Linked DNA regions of Homo sapiens: region 2 is linked to region 1. A link is an interaction called in ENCODE POLR2A ChIA-PET data of the cell type or tissue named here. Cell type or tissue: PC-9. All regions are shown on one strand. Links, peaks and the distances in the headings refer to the core of each region. The heading gives the core; the rest is flanking DNA.

Region 1 (5,884 bases), core at 559-5,558:
TGATTCTATCCAGGGCTCCTCTCCACCCACTGAGACGTATCCAAGGGCATGTGAAACATTCTCTCTAAATCCCTCAGCAACTTCCCTTTACCACCTGACTCCCTTGTCTCTTCAAAGGATCCTTTCTGCTTCTGGACTTTTGCTGACATACCTACCTCTGCCATCTCAGCTACCAAAAATTATTTCTTCCGATGCTAGTGATGCGCCTTGGAGACAGTGTGATACTTTGGGCTCAAACTTCTGTCCTCTGAATATTTCTATAAAATTGACAGTCTGAGCCACTTACTCCTCTGACACATCACTTGTGACAGCTGTTTCTCAGGAGTGGCATGCAGGACTTTTCACATGCACAAGCTTCTCAAGGACAGGGACTTTTTTTTTTTTTTCCCGAGACACAGATGAAACCATAGATTTGAAGTCAAAGCCAAACATAAATCCTAATTCTGCCACTCACTGGATACTTTATCATTTGGTGTTTTTGTTTCCTCTTCCATAAAATTGGAGTAATAAAATCTACCTAAGAAGGGTGATGTGAAGGCTATTATAAACTGCTTTGTAGCTGTGAAAGAAAAAATATGTGAAGTGTTGTGTGTGTGTGTGTGTGTTTGTGGCCTCGTGGTGCCTTGAATTGGACTGAGCATGTAGGAAGTGCTCATTACAAACTGTGTTAAAGTGCTTATTAACCCACTGGCTAGTGGGTTAATTCATAGATAAGGACATGGCAGGGAGACGGAGGGATCCTGTGTCATGAGGCCCTGTAGTGCTCTCTGCTTACTGCTCTGCAAGGAATGAATCTTTATTTTTGCCCTCCAAGCCCACTAATCTCCAGCAGAAATTATATAATGTTTTCTCCCTGGCATTACTATAATGTCTTACAAAGGTGGTGGGTTTTCTTGCCAATTGCTGGCCGGGGCCCCTTTATGTAACTAGGGGTTTCTACGGAAACATGGACTAGGCTTCAGAGGGAGCATAATAGATTTGATTATGAACATTGAGCCAATTTTCACAGCTGACATGAAGCACACTTCCTTGTTGCAAAAATCACAGCCCAAACTGTGTAGAGAAACTTTGTAATGGCTGGAAACCCTTGCCTGTGGCTGAGTTGGAGCACACGACTTAAGCACTCTGACTTTACTTGCTTTTTAATCACTGAGCATGTCAGGCTCTTTCAGACCTTCCTTCCTCTGCACACGATTCGCCACTGTCTTGAATGACCTTTCCACTTGGTCCATTCTTTGAGTTTCTACTCATTATTTTGAAACCTGATTCAAAAGCAACCCCTCTATAATGACTCCTTCAACTCTCCAAGACCAAGTCGATTGATCTTTCCTGTGCGCTTCCAAAGAATAGCACTCACACGTCTACAGGAGCACTCACCAAGCTGTGATGATTGGATAAGTTTCTAAACAGTTGATTCTTTTTATGTGCAGTAGCTATATTCTATAAAGTCATCTTAAACACTGAATAAATGCTGAGCGATAGCTTCTTGGGGAAATGTAGGGTTAAGTTCCTGCAAGGCTTTGGTCACATATTTGTCAACTAATCAACACATAACCTTGCTTTATGTGTGTTTCTGTTTAAAGATACTTTATTTAATGTACAATATTGACTCATTAATATTGAACTCATGGTCAACAGCCCTATAACTCATGCCTGAACGAAGTTTATTTAACACATGTATTTTCTCTGTAAGGAACTTCACAGCCTTCTTGTGCTTAGAAACACTAGATGACACTTCAGCACTGTGCTCAGAGGTCTTTTTTTTTAAGATGGAGTCTCACTCTGTTGCCAGGCTGGAGTGCAGTGGTGTGATCTCGGCTCACTGCAATCTCTGCCTCCCAGGTTCAAGCGATTCTACTGCCTCAGGCTCCAGAGTAACTGGGACTACAGGTGTGCACCACCATGCCCAGCTAACTTTTTTCTATTTCTAGTAGAGACGCGGTTTCACCATGTTGGCCAGGATGGTCTCGATCTCTTGACGTTGTGATCCGCCCACCTCGGCGTCCCAAAGTGCTGGGATTACAGGCGTGCACCACCATGCCTTGCCCCCAGAGGTCATTTTAAATGGTGAAATCACTGTCAACAAGTACAAAAATGTGAAAGAAGTGTAGCACTAAATAGATCACAAAAAGGACACTGTATGAAAGCTGAAACAGGAAGGCAGAACACGGTCTTGTTGGACCTCAGCTTGGAACATGCATGTCTGGGTGCCTCAAGTGTTTCATGCTTGGTGCATGTCTAGAGATCACAAAATCAATAAGAGTATAGATTTTGGGGTTATGAATAAATTTTAACGAGTAGGCAATATCACAAATATAGAATCTTCTAAGAGTGAACAGCAACTCTATGTGCCTCCCAAATAGACTATGAGCTCTTTGAGGCCAGGATTTATGCTTTATTATTGGTCTTTGTATCTCTTCAACACCTGGAAGAGCACCTGATACATTAAAAAATTAATATTTAACAAATGCCAATTGACTGAGTGAATCATTTAATCTGGCCTTGCATTTCTTTAGGTTTTTACCAACAATTTATAAACTTACATTAATAAAGCAGAAAGAATGTTGTGGGTTCTTCCCCCATATGAATGTCAAAGACCTGACTTGGTTCCTGCCAGTTGTTTGACAAGAGCCCCCAATGCTGGATGTAAAGAGCATTCTATTTAGAGTAGATTTCTGATATGTATCAAATCTGGATAATACATATGTTGACTTCCAAGGTGGGGAAGAGTATAAACAGCACCATCCACCTTTCTCCCCCAAAAAGAGAAGTGGGGGATGAATTCTCAGGATCTGGAAAAACAGAGTCAAATGACAGCCAACAATGAAGAAAAATTACATAGCCCAGGAACTGTAAGGGTCGCTGGTGACACAGTGATAATAGGGAAGGAAAGTGGAGGCAGGGAAGTTAGAGGAACCATGTAGGAACTTGGCATTGTGGTCCAGATGTAAATCTGGGCCCCTCCTCACACCTAACAGCAGTTGACTTTGAGCAGGTTATTTAATTGCCCTCAGTCTTGTTTCTCACATTCATAAATAAAATGATTGTAACAGGACTTGCCACAAGGAGTTGTTTATGCAACTAATGTTTATTGAGGGCCTACTCTGTGCTAGATAGAAATATTACTAAGATCATGAATGTGCAGACAATTAATGAGTAGCTAGCCCAGTGCCTGATGTAACCCAGCGTATTAGTTGTTTTCACATTGCTACACAGAAATACCTGAGACTGGGTAATTTATAAAGAAAAGAGGTTTAACTGGCTCACAGTTCTGCAGGCTGTACAGGAAGCATGATGTTGGCCATCTGCCCAGCTTCTGGGGAGGCCTCAGCAAACTTACAACCATGGCTGAAGGTGAAAGGGAGGCAGGCATGTCTTACATGGACAGAGAAAAAGTAAGAGAGAAAGTGAAGGAGGTGTTACCCATTTTTAAAACATCCAGATCTCCTGAGAAGTTACTCACTCACTATCATGGGAGCAGCACAGAGGGGATGGGGCTAAACCATTCATGAGAGCCCTGCCCTCATGATCTAATCACCTCTCACCAGTCCCCACCTCCAACACTGGAGATTACAATTAGACATGAGATTTGGTGGGGACACAGATTCAAATCGTATTACCCAGCTACCAAGTTTAAAAAGTGATTATAGTTATTTTCACCCACAAATTTTTTTCTTTTCTTTCTGTCTCTTTTTTCTTTCTCTCTGATTTGCAGACTCTCAGCATGTTTCTTCTTTTTCTTATAAGTCCAAATCTTCTGATATTTTTTTGTAGGTCAGTTGATCTCATTCTTTGGCTGGCCAGGTAAACCCAAGAAATTGCTGACTGCATCTATTGTTGGCACCTTTGACAAAATGAGTCTGCCCCTTTAGGGGACTCAAACTCACCACTTTCAAAGCTCACAGTCTCCAAAATCACCGCCAATGAAGTAATGACACCTATATGGGAGCCTTTGAGCAGAGGCTTAGAGCATTTAACAGGCATATCCTAGTCATCTATTCAGCTACACAAACAGGTAAGTAGGGGTCACTTATGACTATACCCATTTATAGCCTGGAAATTAAGGCTTGATGTGACTTGTTCAAGTCATCAACTGAGTTACAGCCACAGCCAATAACTTAAAATACAGGTGTCATGACTCATAGTTTAGGACCAATTCTTGAATTATTTGGACAATCAATCTTCTTCTTTTCCTTTGCAAATACTTTCTTTGCTTTTCAGAAAATATTAGCAAGCAAGTGGGAAGGTTTGATTCAGACATAGGCCAGGTTTCTTTCGTATTATCCACTCTGTCTCTATCTCTCTTTCTTTCTCTCTTATTTGAAAAGTTTCAACAAGTGACTTCTGTTTCAAGTCCAGATCCACTGATACTTTTTCATAGGTCAGTTGATCCTAATCTTTGGCAGCTGAAAAATACAATTTCAGTAATAACACAGTGTTAAAATTATCATCAAACAGAATGGTTGACTCTGTAGAGTTTCTTCGTAAGTTATGCTAATATTATATTAATATTTTATGTTTAAATGCTCATTACTACATGCGACAGCCACATAAATGGCTATATTCATGGTTTGCAGCCTATTGTGTTTGCCTTTTAACCCTGTAACTACTTGAGAAATGCCTTAGAATAGTGATACTTGGAGGAAACTTGCTATCTTTAGAATTCATATTTATTATATCTTCTTTATTATCCCCCCTTCAGCCACTGCCCAGATCAACCCCTTATCAGTTTTCAGCACAGTTATTTCAACAGGTTTCTGGCTGATCTCCCTGCCTTCATATCTAGCCTATCTAATTCGCTGTCCATCCTGCAGCCCAAGTGACCTTTCCAAAAGACAACTATGATCACGGAATCCCTTTATTGAAACTCTTCAGTGGCTCCCCATTACACTAGACCAGAGTCTTACATTCTCTGCAGAACTCATATGGCCAAATTATAATCTGCTTTTACTTGTTCTTTCTGCTGCATTTCTCTCTGCTCTTTAACTTGAGATATTTTATCACTTCTATCTGCTTTTATACCTGCTATTTCCTCTTCCTAGAATGTATCTCACAGTGTTTTAATTCTGCCTATTACTTCCTGGGCTCCTGAAAATTATAAATTATATATACACGCAAAAACACACAATGTTTGTGTTCTCAATGTTTGACATCTAAATATCTAATATAAACTTAATTTAAACTTAATATTGACATCTAATCCAAACTTAATTCATATCCGCTGAGTTGATCTGAATTACACCGATCCTGAATCTTCAAGATCCAGAGATTAGAAAAATTGCCCTTTCAAATTATTTCTGGAAAAGTACAATCAAGCCCAGAAGGGCAATGTAATAACTTTTTCATAAATAGAGCTGTTTGGCTGCTTTTGTGTGTGTATGAATAAAGCAAAACTCCACACTGTTGTGTGATCTTAAAATAAAATCCACATTAGTGATTATTAATCAAATCCAACAAATAGTTCTTGGCTTCTGATGTTGAAACACTTCCTTTTCTCACATGCCAACACCTCTACATTTTCTTTGTTTTAATTATACTAAGCGTCCTTTTGTTCTTCCTGGGACATTTGCCTGGAGGCTGGGGCAAGCTCTAAATAATAGTCATCATCATTATAAAAAATAGTATTTACACAGTCTATTTTTAGAGCAGAAGACAAACCTACAGGCAAGCCCACTATGACCCTGCCAGAGCTGCAGTAGTTTCTTGAAGACAGTCTTGGGCTCTTGAATATTTCACCTGTCTCATTAGTGTCACTCATGTAGGATGGCAGCTGCTTCCTCTGATAAACTCCATCAAACTGCTTCCCATCTGTTAGTGGGAGAGAAAATGGAAAATTTTAGAAAATCTGGTGTTTTTTATGTTTATATATATAAATGCTGTTAAT
Region 2 (5,884 bases), core at 583-5,582, 93 kb before region 1:
AAACTTTTTTCTTTTGTAAATTGCCCAATCTCGGGTATGTCTTTATAAGCAGCATGAAAGTAGACTAATACAGCCTATTAAGTGCCAATGATGCCAGACACTTTTGGGAGATATGGATTCAACGATATAGTTCCTGTCCTCAAGGACCTTAGGAGGGTGAGGACAGGATCATTAGATTCAGAAAGCATTTATTGGGTACTTGTTATATGCCTACCACAGTGACAGGTGATGCGGAGGATGAAGTAATTAATAAAATAAGACTGACATCCTAAAGTGAAAGTTACGAACTATCAGTAACAATTTAGTAAAACAGTATAATAAAAGTCATCATGCAGTGAGAGCTAAATGGCATTGAATATAGAGACTTTTTTCAGGAACAACGTAAGTGGAAGCTAAGAAAGTTTCTCAGAAAGGAAGATGTAAAATATGGCATCGTCGAAGCTATTATTTCACCCTGTCTTGGAAATCTTCCCAGGATTGTCCTCCTGCAACTGTCTCTTCTATCTTTTCTCAGATCAAATTAGTTATTCTCTCCTATGAATCCTGGAGCACAGGTCGTGTCCCTGCTACAGCATTTACCAATATTGCATTATTGATGTTGGTCATTATGTCTGCCTCCTCCAGTAGAGTGTAAACTTGCAGCTATTCACACCACGACTAGCAGAAGCTTAGCACGTAGAATACCCCTTTTATGATAATGTGAAAAATTGAACCAAAAGTATTGAGTTGTTTCCATTTAAAATAAACAGATAAAGGAAATGTAGACTATACATACAATGGAATATTATTCAGTCTTAAAAAAAGAAGGAAATCCTGCCATATGCAACAACGTGAATGAACCTTGAGGATATTATGCTAAGCAAAATAAACAAGTAACAGCAAAACACAAACTGCATGATTCCACTTACATGAGGTACTTCAAGGAGTCAAAGTCATAGAAACAGAGAGTGGAATGGTGGTTTCCTGGGCATGGGGAAGGGAAAATGAGTAGTTGCTAATCAATGGGTATAAAGTTTCCATTATGCAAGATAAATAAGTTCTAGAGATCTATGCTACAACAACTTGCCTACAGTTAAAAATACTGTATTATACACTTAAAATCTGATCAGAGGGTAGATCTCATGGTAAGTCTTCTTACCATAATAAAAAAGAAAAGAAACATAATCCAATATATTTTGTGAATTCATTTCAATTCTTATTAAGGTAAAAAAACCTATTAAATGCCATTTGAGAAAATCAGAGAAATATCTATACATACTATATATTAGATGATACAAAATAATGTTAATTTAGATATATATCTGTAACACATTTAGATATAAATATGTAACACATTTTCATATTTTTTAAAAAGAAGTAAAATTCACAAAGAATATTGCGCTCACCCTAACAAGAAAACAAGTTAGATACTCTACAAAATCCTTGTTATTTTTGACTATAAGAAAGTTGAGGTTGCAAAAGTCTTTAATGAATTATAATCCATAAGGTGACAAGACTTTCCTAGGAGATATGACACCACAGGTGATTTCAAGTTTGACAGAGAAATGGTAAAAGGAGAAAGCTGCCATAAATGCAGGTAACAAGAAAATAGCTGACATCTTCACACACTGTAAAAAGAAGAGTGTGAAGTGTCATGAAAGCTGAGAGGCCCTGGGAGCTCCAGGCAGAAGGACAGTCTATGTCAGCCTGCAAAGTCTCTTCCATGAACCTTCACCAAGTGCTAACAAAAGAAGTTGAGAACAAGAAAGGAAAAAAGATTTTAAGACAGAAACCCTCTGGGTCAGGGGAAGATACACAAGAGAAATGCTCCTACACTCTCAGTCTTATCTAAGGGTGAAGTGTGGCCATCTATGACTGCGGGAGGGGAGGAGCATTGGGAAGGTGCCCTCTAGGGCCCACCATGCCAGGCCTGCTGTGGTAGACAGAGCAGAAAAATGAAGAGAAAGCCACCAGCCACTCTCCAGTAAGTAAAGAACAACTGTCTGCCTGGTGAGGCCAAGGAGGTTGAGAAACGCCATCCTGAGAATCAGGTGTTCTGGAGGGCCTTCTGAAGCCTGAAGATGTGACAGGAAAACTGAGACAAACTCTTCAGATCCCCAGCTCTGGTAAAGGGCCTGCTTTGATCCTTCCCTCAAATCTGAAATTTACAGTGAACCACGTATAACAAGCAACAGTGTAGCCCAGATCCAGATTGGATGGACTCAACCCCACTAGTGGACTGACAGAAGAAAAGGCATGTGATTTTCTGAGTGCACGTATTATTCACATCAGTCATCACTGTTCTGCTGCCTGGCATTTGTTCAAAAAAAGCAAAGGAAAAAAATTAACAAACACAAAGCAAGAAAATATCACCAGAAAAGTAAAGATTAATAATAGAGTCTAGAGATAGTCCAGAGGTTGAAATGTACAGACGAGGATCCTAAAATAACTATAAAAATATGTTAAAGAATCTATAATGTTGAATAATGTATGGTAAAAATGGAAAATTTCAGAAAATCCTTTGAGACTATTTATTAGGTTGGTGCAAAAGTAATTGCTGTTTTTGCCATTGAAAAGGGAAATGCTAAAAATGAAAAATTCCACATTAGATGGTTTCTACTAATGATAAGCTCCTTGATACATTTATCATTAGTAGAAAGTATCAGTAAACTTGAAGACAGACCAATAAAAATTATACAAACTGTATACAAAGAAAAAAAGAATTTAAAAAATAGAACAGAGTATCTGAGATCTGTGAAGCAATGTCAAATCACCTTACTTATATAATTGGTGTCCCAGAAGAAGAAGAAGAAGAAGAAAACAGAAAAAGACATTTGAAAAGATAATAAGCAAGAATGTTCAAAATTAATGACAGGTATTAATTCATAGATCCAGGAAACTTAGAGAACCATAAACAGGATAATTACAAAGAAAACATACCCAGGCACATCATAGTGAAACTACTACAAAACAAAAATAAAGATAAATTATTGACAGCAGCCAGAGAAAAGCATATTACATCTAGGGGAGCAATGATAAAAATGGCTTCTCATCAGAAACAATGAAAGCCAGAAGACAATGGGATCACTTCTTTCAAGTGCTTTAAGAAAAACAAAGCAAACAATAACTGCAACTCCAAAATCCCCCAAACCTGTGGATCTAGAACTCTATGTAAGTATCCTTTAAAAATGAAAGTTAGATAGCAATATATTTAGACAGATAAAAGCTCAAAGAATTTGTTTCTAATAGACTTGAACTAAAAGAAACATTAAAATAAGTTTTTTAGACTTGGATAAAATGACACCAGAGAGACCTTGTTATGTGAGAAGGAATGAAGAACACCAGAACAAGTAAATACATATGCAAGTAAATATGAAGGCCTTATTAAAATCACATGCACATGCACACACACACACACACACACACACACTCGCTCTCTCTCTCTCTTAAATGATAATTGACAATTTAAAATAAAAAAACACATTTCATTGAGAAGCTTATGGCATATATAGAAGCAAAATACATAACAAAAGCACAAAGTGAAAAGGTGTTAATTTGCAGGTATACTGTGATAAGTTCTTAATTTCTTTACTATGTAAAGAATAGATTTTGAAGGCAGATCACAATCGTCTATATTATAATCTCTAAAGCAAGCAAAAAGTGACACAACTAAAAAGTCAACAGAAAAGACAAAATACAGTACCAAAATAGAGTATCCCAAACAGTTTGATTTATCAGAAAAACATGAAGAAAAAAAGAAGGCAAATATGACAAATAGACATAACACCAAGATAGACTCAAATATAAACATTGATTAATGCAATACAATAATTAATTGTATTGACTCAAATACTAAGCTCAAATACAAACATTAATTAAACATATATGTAAACATTAATTAAATGTAAATGGACTAAGTATTCAATTAAAAGGAAGTTTTTTTTTTTTTGAGACAGGGTCTCACTCTAGCATCCAGACTGAACTGCAGTGGTGTGATCTCAGATCACTGCAGCCTCCACCTCCTGGCCTCGAGCAATCCTCCTGCCTCAGCCTCCTGAGTAGCTGGGACTACAGGTGCATGCCACCATGCCTAATTAATTTTTGTATTTTTTGTAGAGATGAGGTCTCGCTTTGTTGCCCAGACTGGCCTTGAACTCCTGAGCTCAAGCAATCTGCCAGCCTCAGCCTCCCAAAGGTATGGTGGTATGAGCCACTGTGCTCAGCCTAAAAGGCAGATATTATCAGCCTGGATGAAAAAGCTAGGACCAGCTATATGTTGTTTACAAGAAACACACTATATTGATAAAGACATAAACGGATGAAAGCAAAAGAATGGGAAAATATATACCATGTTAAACACTAACCATAAAAAAGCTGGTATAATCAAAATATAAAATGCTTAGGGGTATATTTGACAAAAGATGGGCAGCACTTTTATATTAAAAACTGTAAACTATTAATGAGTAAAATTAAATGATATATAAATAAAAGGAAAGATGTGCTATATTCACAGATAGGAAAAATCAATATTACACACATGGCAATTCTCCCCTAATTGTTCCATAGATTTGATGCAATTATAATCAATATCCCAGTAGAATTTTTTATTGTAGAAACTAAGGACTAATTAGAAAATTTACTTAGAAAAGTAAAGGAGTTAGAATAGCCAAAACAGTCTTCCAAAAGAGTTAAAAGACTTACTCTTTCTTGACTCTAAGACCTATTGTTTGTTATATTTGGTATTAATTGGTGAGAAGGTAGATCAATAGAGTAATCAGAGAAAACAGAGAGTCCTGAAGTAGCCCATATCACACATATTACAATTAGCAAATTTACAAAATGGACATTAAAGCAATCCACCTGTGCTACTACAATATTATGGACTATGAAAAAATAATAAACCTAATACCTTTCTCACAACATATGCAAAAATTAGTTGAAGATCAGTCACTGATCTAAATGTAAAGCTTAAAACAATACAGCTTTCAGAAGAAAACAAAGCAAAATATCTTTGTGACCTTGGTATAGGTCATAATTTCTTAGAATACAGAAAGTGCTTAGCATAAAATTTAAAAATTATAAACTGTACTTCATCAAAATTTGAAACTTCCATTCATGAAAAGATATCAATAAGAAAATAAGTAGGTAAGCCTACTAGGTAAAAATATTTGCAAGATATAGCTTACAAAACACATGTATACAAAGTACAATAAAGAATTCCTACAATTTACCAATACAAAGACGAACAACCTAATTAAAACTAGGCAAAAGACATGACAAGATATTTTCTTAAATAGATAAGCAACTATACAATAAGCACATGAAAAAGAGCTCAACACTGTCAGTTATTATGGAAATGCAAATTAAAAACACCATGGGATGCTACCCCACCACTGCTAGAACAGCTAACAGGAAAATGACTGACAATACCAAATGTTGGAGAAGATGTGGAACACTTGGAGTTGCTTAGTTATTGGCAGGAATGTAAAATAGCACATCTCATTTGGAAAGCTGTTTCACAGTTTCTTTTTTTTTTGTATGTATAAGCATGTTTATTATTATTTTAATTTTTATTTTAGATCCAGTGGGTACATATGCTATGTATAAGTTTTTTACAAGGGTATATTGTGTTGCTTTGGTTTCTTGAAAAGTTACATAGAACTACTCTATCACCGAGGAATTCCACTCCTAGGTATTTACCCAAGGAATATAATGCCCACAAATATTCTACAAGAATGTTTATAGCACAATTACTAATTATAGCCCCAAACGGGAAATAGCCCATATGATCATCAACAGGAAAATGAAAACGAATTGTCATACAACAGAAGAGTATTCAATAACAAAAAGGAAATAAACTATTGATACATGTAATGACATGGCTGGATGTCAAAAACATTATATT

What was found. ChIA-PET counts read pairs that join two places held together with the same protein. Peaks named below come from ENCODE experiments on the same cell type or tissue, not always from the same donor. Only the 100,000 strongest peaks of a DNase experiment are listed, where the experiment ranks them.
Region 2: POLR2A ChIA-PET joins it to region 1 with 6 read pairs; 2 of 35 experiments call an interaction of 5 or more read pairs at or near these places.

Annotation. Positions count from the first base shown.
Region 1 is chr2:16,668,606-16,674,489 of GRCh38, forward strand. No RefSeq gene overlaps it. Among named protein-coding and RNA genes, the nearest start is that of CYRIA, 5.7 kb to the left of the region's middle. In PC-9, for the core only: no CTCF peak of the experiment used is centred there; a DNase peak (open chromatin) is centred at 3,276; H3K27ac peaks cover 508 bases.
Region 2 is chr2:16,576,038-16,581,921 of GRCh38, forward strand. The region is part of intron 3 of CYRIA (CYFIP related Rac1 interactor A); the gene reads right to left. Among named protein-coding and RNA genes, the nearest start is that of CYRIA, 87 kb to the right of the region's middle. In PC-9, for the core only: no CTCF peak of the experiment used is centred there; no DNase peak of the experiment used is centred there.